Linked DNA regions of Homo sapiens: region 2 is linked to region 1. A link is an interaction called in ENCODE POLR2A ChIA-PET data of the cell type or tissue named here. Cell type or tissue: PC-9. All regions are shown on one strand. Each heading gives the region's core, and the rest is flanking DNA. Links, peaks and the distances in the headings are about the cores only. Region 1 has its middle 11 kb from the start of NEBL-AS1. Region 2 overlaps NEBL (nebulette).

The links. Peaks named below come from ENCODE experiments on the same cell type or tissue, not always from the same donor. Only the 100,000 strongest peaks of a DNase experiment are listed, where the experiment ranks them.
Region 2: POLR2A ChIA-PET joins it to region 1 with 5 read pairs; 1 of 35 experiments calls an interaction of 5 or more read pairs at or near these places.

What each region holds. Positions count from the first base shown.
Region 1 is chr10:21,182,301-21,187,688 of GRCh38, reverse strand. It overlaps a transcript of NEBL not described here. Among named protein-coding and RNA genes, the nearest start is that of NEBL-AS1, 11 kb to the right of the region's middle. RefSeq lists a silencer at 2,375-2,669. In PC-9, for the core only: no CTCF peak of the experiment used is centred there; a DNase peak (open chromatin) is centred at 3,298.
Region 2 is chr10:20,883,365-20,888,752 of GRCh38, reverse strand. NEBL (nebulette) reads left to right here. Exons shown (of 28, transcript NM_006393.3): 4 at 546-656. LOC102725112 (a long non-coding RNA gene) reads right to left here. Exons shown (of 6, transcript XR_007062082.1): 6 at 3,811-4,103. Among named protein-coding and RNA genes, the nearest start is that of NEBL, 11 kb to the left of the region's middle. In PC-9, for the core only: no CTCF peak of the experiment used is centred there; a DNase peak (open chromatin) is centred at 2,842.

The DNA.
Region 1 (5,388 bases), core at 306-5,305:
TACAAACATTAGCAGGGCATGGTGGTGCACACCTGTAGTCCCAGCTACTCAGGAGGCTGAGGTGGGAGAATCGCTTGAGCCTGGGAGGTTGAGGCTACAGCGAGCCGTGATCATGCTACTGCATTCCGGCCTGGGTGACAGATCTGACCTTAGTAATAACAATAATAATAATAATAATAAATAATAATAGTAATAATAATGATAATAATAAATTCAAAAAGCCAAGATTTGCCCTCAAAAGAAATTATTTTACCAGATGCTAGCTGATCGGGTTCGACAAAACGTCATCCCCGTGGGGGAAAGAGAAATACCCAATTTCAGGCTTCCCCCAAAAAACTTCTCTTCCTGTCTTACCTAGGAGAGTGTATTAGTCCATTCTCATGCCGTTATGAAGAAATATCTGAGACTGGGCAATTTATAAAGGGAAGAGATTTAATTGACTCATAGTTCTGCACAGCTGGGGAGGCCTCAGGAAACTTATAATCATGGTGGAAGGCACCTCTTCACAGGGCACTTTGGTAAACATCCTTTCAGACGTGTGCATGTGTGTATGTATGTATGTATATATACATAGGTACGTACTTGCATCTATGTAAAAGAGGAAGAGTGTTAGGAATAAATAAAGGTAGAATAAAAACTTATTACATATACATATGTATACACACACACACACACACACACACACACACACACACACACATACAGAGTTGGCCCTCTGTATCTGTGGGTTCTGAATCTGTAGATTCAACCAACCAAAGATGAAAAATATTCAGAAAAAAAGCACATTCCTACTGAACATGTACAGGCTTTTTTTTCCCTTGTCATTATTCTCCAATCAATACAGCATAACAACTATTTACGTGGCTTTTACGTTTTATTACCTATATATTGCCTAGAGATGATTTAAAGCAGGGGTGTCCAATCCTTTGACTTCCCTGGGCCACAATGGAAGAAGAAGAATTGTCTTGGGCCTCACATGAAATACACTAACGCTAACGATAGCTGATGAACTAAAAAAAAAAAAAAAGTCGCAAACAATTCTCATAATGTTTTAAGAAAGTTTATGAATTTGTGTTGGGCCACATTCTAAGCCATCTTGGGCTGCATGTGACATGTAGGCCATGGGTTGGACAAGCTTGATTTAAAGAATACAGGAGGATGTGTGTAGGTTATATGCAAATACTACACCATTTTATATCACAGACTGGAGCATCTCAGATTTTGGTGTCTGCAGGGAGTCCTGGAACAAATCCTTCGTGGATACCAAAGGCAACTGTATACACACGTATACACCCTCATGACCTAGTCCCCTCCCTAGGGTCCCACTTCCGAATACCATTATCTTAGGGGTTAGGACTTCAACGCATATATTTAATGGTGGGGGGGAATGTGTGTGTGTGTGTGTGTGTGTGTGTGTGTGTGTGTGTGTGTTTGTATATATAAAAATTTTTTAAAAAGGGATGGTTATGTATGTTCTCTCTGATTTCACATTTAATACATCTGTAACAGCTTTCTATGCATAAAAACACATTTTTTAAAGTTTTAAGTGTGCCTTAGTATCACCTGAAGTCTTAAAATTTAAAACTCACTTTTGGCTTTGATGTTTTATGAAGTGATGGGAAATTAGAGAGGTACAAATGGAAATGAAACCAAACAATCTTCTCATTGGGAATGGAAGCCCCAATAGCACACATCTCTGATGACTTTAGTGAGCTTCTCTGGAATTCAAGCAGCAGCAGGAATATAACTGAAATCCCTGTTCTCAGTCAAAATAGTCTACTAAAGGCAGACATGAGGATTTCCCAAATAGCAAAATCGATTGCATAAACTACTAGAATTTTATGAAGGCAATGCATGAGCCACAGGGTCTGAGGAAAAGGGGGCAGAAAGAGGTAGGGCGCAGTGGGTCACGCCTGTAATCCCAACACTTTGGGAGGCTGAGGCGAGGTGGATCAACTGAGGTCAGGAGTTCGAGACCAGCCTGGCCAACATGGCGAAACCCCGTCTCTACTAAAAATACAAAAATTAGCCAGGTGTGGTGGCATGCCTGTAATCCCAGCTACTCGGGAGGCTGAGGCAGGAGAATCACTTGAACCTGGGAGATGGAGGGTTGTGGTGAGCTGAGATCATGCCACTGCACTCCAACCTGGGCGACAGAGCTAGACTCTATGTCAAAAAAAAAAAAAAAAAAAAAAAAAAAAGGAAAGAAAATGGAACCGAAAGAGAAGTCGAAATTCTGTGTGCTTAGCTTGGTGGTGACCTCTCTCCATACAGAGGTGAGTTTTGAGAAGCCACATCCTCCTCTACTCCCTGACCCCCAGGAGTTCCAGAAATGGAAAAGACCTGGATTATTTCCCATCCACCTTTGCCCAGCAGGTCTCTGCAGTCTCTGGGAACGGTGACCTTTTCATGCCCTTTCACTCTTGTAAGGAGCCAGAACAAGGGCTGTAGCTTGGGTGTTACCAGCCGGCTGCATTCTTTAAAATGTGAACAAAACAAAACAGAAGCCACACCCTAAAATTTGTCCTGAGGACTGGTCATTACTTTCTCTTGGTTCCTTTTTTCTCTAATGGAGCAAGAGACATACCATTATGGGAAGGGCCACCATCTTTAATGGTTGTTGAATCAGATGGAGGCTGATCAGGGGAGACATGGGGCCAGGATGGGAGAAGGTAAGATAGCAATCTTCAAAACAAAGCCCTCATGCTTTACAGAAGAGTTGACTTGTTAAAATAATGTTTATTGTAGAAAATTTGGAAAACACAGGAAAATACAAAAGAACTGTATGTAATCCCACCTCTGTTAACAGTCTCGGGTACACCAGGCCAATGTTTTCTATACACATTCAGTTATATAAAATTAACAAAAAATGATATCATCACGAACAAATGTTTTTATAACCTTTTTCGCTTAACAAAGTATCAGAAACATCTTCTTATGTCATAAAATTCTATTTAACATTATGTTTTACCTTTTCACTTTAATTTTTAAGAGGCACTCTGTTCCAACATGACATCTCTGTTTTGTTTTATTTGAGCTTTGATACCTATTTTTATTGGATGAAGTTCCCCTAGCAGCAGCAGCAGCAGGGGATCAGGTTTCCTTTTCATATAATGAAGGCTCTTTTCTCCATCCATCGCCATGAAGCCAGGTTCATTCATTTCACTTAATTAATATTACTCATGCTGAAGGACACTTGGTTGTTCTGATGTCTACTGCTGATGAGCACATTGTGTACCGTGCACTTTTGTACAATATTGGTAGAAGAGCAGGCTCCATGCTTGTTTGATGAGTCATTATCCTGAAGGGAAAACCACTTTCCAGATCTTTCAGTGAAATCTCAGCCCCTTTACTGAGCAACCAGCAATGGGTTAGCATGGGTTACTTCTGTTGTTGATTGCCACAGGACATTTTTGTTGCATTATCTGAGACAAGAAAACACCTTTGGACAAGCTTGCACCCATATTTCACTGGAAAATGATCAGAGAAATAGGAAAACAAAAGTAATAGTCACGTGGACTACTAGCTTAGTTTTCATTTGGGCCAGGCTTCCCTTTTTCACTCATTAAAAGCTTGGCCTGTGTATTAGTTTTCACACCACTGATGAAGACATACCTAAGACTGGGAAATTTTCAAAAGAAAGAGGTTTAACGGACTTCACAGTTCCAAGTGGCAGGGGAGGCCTCACAATCATGGTGGAAGGTGGAAGGTGAAAGGCAGGTCTCACATGGCGGCAGAAAAGAGAAGAGAGCTTGTGCAAAGAAACTCCCCTTAATAAAACCATCAGATCTCGTGAGACTTATTCACTATCACGAGAATAGCATGGGAAAGACCCTCCCCCATGATTCAATTACCTTTCACTGGGTCCTTCCCACAACACATGGGAATTGTGGGAGCTATGATTCAAGATGAGATTTGGGTGGCGACACAGCCAAACCATATCACCCTGCAACTATGTCCTCCTTATGTCCGGCCTGCAAGTGGGGCCTCATTCCCAGGAGCTTAAGCCATTTGCACTGAGCTTAAATGCAGAGTTAGTTGACCACAAGTAGACTAAGCAACTGAATTAATTTGTTAATATAAAACAAAACATTCTACTTTTGTAAATGATGTGGATGGCATTTGTCTTTGAGACTGCCCTGCTGATTTTTTCCAGACTCTTGGTTTTTGTTCACTTCTGGGCTCAGAAAACCCTGCAGCCTCCCTGAATTCATGGGGCCCTTTCCTTGTTTTCTCTTCTGTTTGCCCTGTTAAGTTTGCTGAGAGGTCCCTGCATCTGTGCTCTTTCTGGTGGTGTCCAGACGCCCTCTTGTCCTGTGGTTGCGGCTCTCCCCTCTTCCAACCCTGTCTATTTGTCCTCACGCCTTTCTTTCCTTCCCTTCTTCACTTTATTTCTTCCTTCCCCATCTTCCTCCCTCTCTGCCCTCTTCTTGTCTCTCTCTCATGGTGACTCATTCATTCATCTCTGCTATTTCTCTCTCGTTCATGCTGCTGGGCAGAGATCTGGGAACAGAGAGGGAGGTGAGTGTATCAGCGGTTTTCATGTCAGCAGAATTTGGTGGTGTCCCTGCTTGGGGGGCCCCTAGTGTGATTACTCCTGCCTGGAACCCTTCAGAGTAAGCAGATGCAAATCCTGCCCAGTTCTTTGACCCTGGCCCTGTTCATGCCACCTGCTTTCTGTCTTAGGGTGAATGAATATTATGCTGTCCAATGGGCCATCGGTGGCTCTGAAGCACTTGCAATGTGGCTAGTCCAATTTGAGAGGCGCTATAAATATAAAGTGGGTACTGCATTTTGAAGCATTAGTATGAGAAAGCCAATGTAAATGATCTCATTAACTTTTAAAATACTGATCACATATTGAAATAATATTTTGGATACATTGGGTTAAATAAAATATATTGCTAAAATATCATCACTTGTTTCTTATTACTTTTTAAAATATAGCTACCAGAAAATTTAAAATTACACATGTGGCTCACATTTGCGGCTCTCATTATATTTCTGTTGGACAACACATGTGTGGATCTTTGGACTATTCCTCAGAACTTGCAGTTTTCTAGTTGCTAAGTCTCAGAGCTTTCTTCTGAGGACATCATGGCTTTCTTCTTTTTATTTACTTTTACTTCTTGGAAATGGGAATATTTGTCTTAAAGACAAGAATATACGCACTTCTACTAATTTATCTTAAAATTATATATTTTTTCTTTTTAGAGATAAGGTCTGTTTCTGTTGTCCAGGCTGGAGTGCAGTGGCACGATAATACCTCATTGCAGCCTAGAACTCCTGGATTCAAACGATCCTCCTTCCGTAGCCTCCTGAGTAGCTGGGACTACAGGCACACACCGCCACACCTAGTTAGTTATTATTATTTTTTTTGGTAGAGAC
Region 2 (5,388 bases), core at 314-5,313, 300 kb after region 1:
CTTAGTTTTCCCAAGAGGAAAGAGTGTTTGTCTTTAGAGTAGTGACTGAGATGGCTTAAAGACAGTGCAGGCTAGAGGTGGGTAGGCACATAAACAACAAAAAAGCACTCACTCCCCTCTCCCCCTGGAGCAGGAGGAGGCTGAGAAGACCTGAATAAAAGAACACTGTCCTTTGTCAAGTTCTAGATAGTAGATTCTAACGACTTGCATTTTCTGGAACAACTCGAATTGTTTGCTCACTCATCCAGCATGAAACTGTCAATATACACAAATAGATTTACTTTTAGAAATGTGCTTGCATTTAAATAGAAAGCCATTATGTCCTTGCATGTCTCATTGAAAGCGTTCTCTATGATAAATTGGATTTATTTCTATCTCTTCAGAATCCTGGAGTTTGTCAGCTCTGGTATCTAAAATTAAAATGGTCTGCAGATTTTAAAATCAATTCTGTTTTGGGAGAAAGTTTCTTCTTTTCTACTTATAATCACAGTTTAAAAAAATGGAAGTTTATTTATTTATTTTTTTCCTGTTTTTTTTTCCCCCAGGCAAAATACAAAGGCACCATTAAAGCTGACCTTTCTAATTCTCTTTATAAGCGGATGCCAGCCACAATTGACAGTGTTTTTGCAGGAGAAGTTACACAGCTCCAGAGTGAGGTAGGGTTTTTCTAAAGTGTTTCATGATTTTGTAGATAAAACATATAACTGGAAAAAAGCTACTTAGCGTTTTAATAAAACGTTTTCATCATGGGTGTTAAATACCAAATGAAAGTTGAAAGCAACTGATTAATGTGCTGTCAGTAGTTGCTGTTGAAATTGCAGAAAATGAAAAGGACACGCAGGTTTATGTCAGTCACATGGTACTGTTTTCTGAGTCCCATTCAATGCAATTTATAGAGCAAATCTTAATCTCATTTAGACAGCTTACATGGATGAAATTCTTATAGTAAATATTAAACTGTTCTCTAATTTGATATATGATCCCTAAGTAGAGAATATTTGAATAGCTTGTTAAAAGCCACATAAAGAGATAATGGGGCTGGACACTCTGGCTCAGGCCTGTAATCCCAGTACTTCAGGAGGCCAAGGTGGGCAGAATGCTTGAGCTCAGGAGTTGAAGACAAGCCTGGGCAACATGGCAAAAGCTGGTCTCTACCAAAAATACAAAAATTAGCCGTTTGTTGGCATGCACCTGTGGTGCCAGCTACTCAGGAGGCTGAGGTGGGAGGATTGCTTGAGCCTGGGAAGTTGAGGCTGCAGCGAACCAAGATCATGCCACTGCACTCCAACTAGAGCAACAGAGTGAGCCTCTGTCTCAAAAAAAAAAAAAAAAAAAAAAAAAGGTTGAATTCAGGATCCACAGATCTGCTTCATCAATTAGACAAGTGTTTCCTGAATTTCCTTTTCTGTAGATTGTGTTTTTCCTTTAGGATATCTCAGGCTACCAAAAATAGCCCCCATCAGGTGGAAGTTACTATTTGGTGATTGCCAGTTGCAGAGGAACTTAAGAATTGTCATCAGGTAAACTCATTTTGAATCCAGAAGGGTTTAGGAGTAATTTTCTCTTTGTAGCATATCAACACATAAGGCATTCTTAATCTATTGCATTTCCTAAAACAGACTTTCTAAATGGAATGTTTCACCTCTTTCTGGTTCATCTTAATGTTGTGTTTTCTTCACAGAACAATCAAATTTGGGGAGGTTATTTTGTTAATCTATTCTTTAGCTCTCTCAGCTACGTGAGAGCAGGGACCTCATCTGTCTCGTTCCTTGCTCTGGTCTTGTGCTCGGAAGAGTTCCTGGCACATAGAGAGTGCTCAGTAAAAACTTGTAAAATGGATTTTGTGGAATTTTAAAATTTTCTTTCTAAGGATATGCTTCCTTTTACATAGTTTGTATTCTTCATTTCACATTTTAGGTTAATAATAGTAAACACACAGAAGTTGTTCTATGCATTTCACGTGTATTTATCCCAGTCAGTCCTCAAAACAACCCAATGAGCTGTCCCCAGATTAGAGTTGTGGAGACCGAAGCACTGAGAGGTTAAGTCAGTTGGCCAAGGTGGCACAGCCAGTAAATGGCAGCGCCGGCACATGAATATGGGCAGTCTGGCCCCAGAGTCTAGGTTTTTAACCACACACTATGCTATATTTTTCCTACCATTTCTAACCCTCTTTTTCTTGTTAAGCAAGCAGTTTACTTCTTTCCCCAGAATTTCTTTTTTTAAGATGGAGTCTTGCTTGGTCACCCAGGCTGGAATGCAGTGGCTTGATCTCAGCTCACTGCAACCTCTGCCTCCCGGGTTCAAGTTATTCTCATGCCTCAGCCTCCTGAGTAGCTGGCATTACAGGCGCACACCACCACACCCAGCTAATTTTTGTATTTTTTTTTTTAGTAGAGACGGGGTCTCGCCATGTTGGCCAGGCTGGTCTTGAACTCCTGACCTCAGGCGATCTGCCCACCTCAGACTCCCAAAGTGCAGGGATTACAGGTGTGAGCCATTGCGCCCTACCTTTCCCCAGAATCTTTTTAAGTAGAGATACCTAGATAATCTTATTAAAAAAAATTTTTTTTAAGTTCTGGGGTACATGTGCAGGATGCGCAGATTTGTTACATAGGTAAACGTGTGCCATGGTGATTTGCTGCACCTATTTAATATGAACCCGTCCCCTAGGTATTAAGCCCAGCATGCATTAGCTATTTTTAAGTAGTCTGAAAATACATTACTCTTGAAAAATGCTGAGCATAGTTATTCTTTGCAGAACACCTTTAAGTGTTTCACTATTACACATTTAAATGTCCACTGTGTACCTGACTTGGCAGTAAACTAATCTCGGTTATGCAACATGCAGCTTAAAATATATGATGTCAACGTTCTGCATGGGTGACTGTGACTAATATGCCCTTTATTTTTCCTGCCAATATCTGGCCACCTAAGCACTTGCTGATAATGTGGGTCACTTTAAAAAGCAGATAATTACAACCCAACACTTGATATGTGACAAGCAACAATTAAGCAATAACGAAAGAAAAGGAAAACAATCTATTATTGCTTTTATACTTCCTTGGGAAGGTAACTTTTCCGATGTTTCCATCCTCATTTCTTTGAAAGCACACAACAGCTCTCAACTTCTTATAGCATAAATAGGGCTGTAATACACAAATCCCTGCAACATAGAACTTAACATGAAAAATAATCCAGGTTGTATATTTTGGAATCTATCATTTGTTTTGTCAGAATAGGTTCCCACTGACATTGTTAGCATGTTATCCTATACTGAAATAGACACCACTGGGAAAGGTGCATATGTACTCACAATTAGCATTGATTTCCATTGTTGTAATTAGTCACTGAACTTATTAATAAAGAAAAACCTAGACTTTGAATAAGGCGGCTACTTCAAAGATTTATGTAACTGTCATAACATTTCTTTAGATTTACGTACATCGATTTTATTATTGTTAAAATTGTGATTCTTAGAGTTTACCTAATAAGCGGGGCAAGAAAGTAGAAGAACTATTTGACAGTATCTATGATAATTAAAGGACTAACATTTACAGTGTCCAAATAGTATCAGATTTGTGATGTCCTAACTCGGAGTATTGGATGAATTCAGAAATTTAATGACATTCTGGGTTCTAATGAAAAGTCTCTTTAACTTTTGACAAATTATTAAAACAAACTTATCTTAAAGTCAATTTGCAAACACTCTCAGATGCTTAAATTCAAACTAGAATGATAAAGTTAGCTAGATGAACACTTACAGAAAATGCCTGAAAGGAAGAAATGCCAGAAAAAGAGAGAGAGATGTAGAGTTTTTAGGAGGCCATTTTATTAGCTATCCCCTGTTAACAATTTTATAAGCACAGATTACAAAGAAAGCTTCTGAAAATGAACTGGACCATGCCATGAGGTGGCGAGATCCTTCTCATTAGGGCTGTTTCAGGCAAAGGCTAAATAATGCCTTATCATAGAAGCAATTCACGCTACTCAGGCATTGGAACTGCAGCTTAATGAGAGTCTATGTTTCATCCACGGTGGTCACAGGATTCTGTTTCAGAAGTCCAGAGGTGTCTATGCTATGGGGTTAACAGCACATTTACCTGTGTCATATAAAATATAATGTAAGTTATGTTATTATTCTGATCGTCTTTGTAGCATCTTATGCTATGTTGTTAGACACTATAAATAACCATCAAGTAGAATTAAGGTGCCAGATAAATCATACTTTTCAGAGGCAAAGCCATTATTTTAATTTGCATACTTGACCTCCTTGGCCAGTAAACTTTAATTTAGAGATCTATGAATTTTCTGAAAGCGAGGGCAGGGAGAAGCTTCAGGGCATCTGTGAAACCCCCAATTTCAATGCCACATTTGGCCAGATGCTGTGGCTCGTGCCTGTAATCCCAGAACTTTGGAAGGCCGAGGTGGGCAGATCTCTTGAGCCCGGGAGTTGAAGACCAGCCTGGGCAACATAGTGAGACTCCATCTCTAAAATAAATGAATAAATAAGTAAATGCCAAAAAAATCTATAAGTGAAACATAAATGTACATTTTATCTGTATACATATGAAATATAAAATATGCTGTAAGATCAAAAATATAGAATAAATGTATTTATCACTTATATAAACAAAGTGTATATGACTATTGCAAGTGGACTCCTGTCTCCAGGTTCCTAGTAACATGGCAATCTCAGTTCTCAAAGTATGAAGAAAACAGCATTAATCTAGGGAAATACCATACAATAATGACAAATCCTAAGAAATCAAATTTATCGGCAAATTTATTAGCTTGACATAATTTTCCATTAGCTATTTTAAGGAAGAAAATGAATATGATAAATTAAAGTTCAGCTCCCTCTAATTTGATGTAATCTTAATTCTAAAGTGGTACTTAGTAGCGGCTGTAAATGAAATGACGATGTTAATGCTGCAAGTAGAAAATTACATAGCCTTTTTAAGAAAGAGTGCCTTTTAAAATTGTGCTTGCTGACTCATCATTTCTGTGATAACCCACAAAATGATCAGCTGCATTGGTTACATTTATAAAGTCACAAGTATATGTTAGTAGGTCTAAAGTACAAAATAAACCAGGCAACCATGAAAAAGGAAATAGGCATATACTAGTTCTTTTCATTTAAGAAGAAGGAGCAAATCTCATAGAAGTTTTTCCTTAGCTTTGTAGACTTGGGTACCCATGAAACTCCTCCTCTCCCTACCTCTGAGTTAAAACACGGAATGTAATAGAACTGAGATAATGGACTTTCTCCACCTGAATGGAGGTTCTTAAAGGGTTTCCTGCTTAACATAATTAATTGGTGAAAATTGTAAAGATACAGTCACCAGAGGGAGATATCTTGATGGAGTATGTTGGTGGACAGACTCT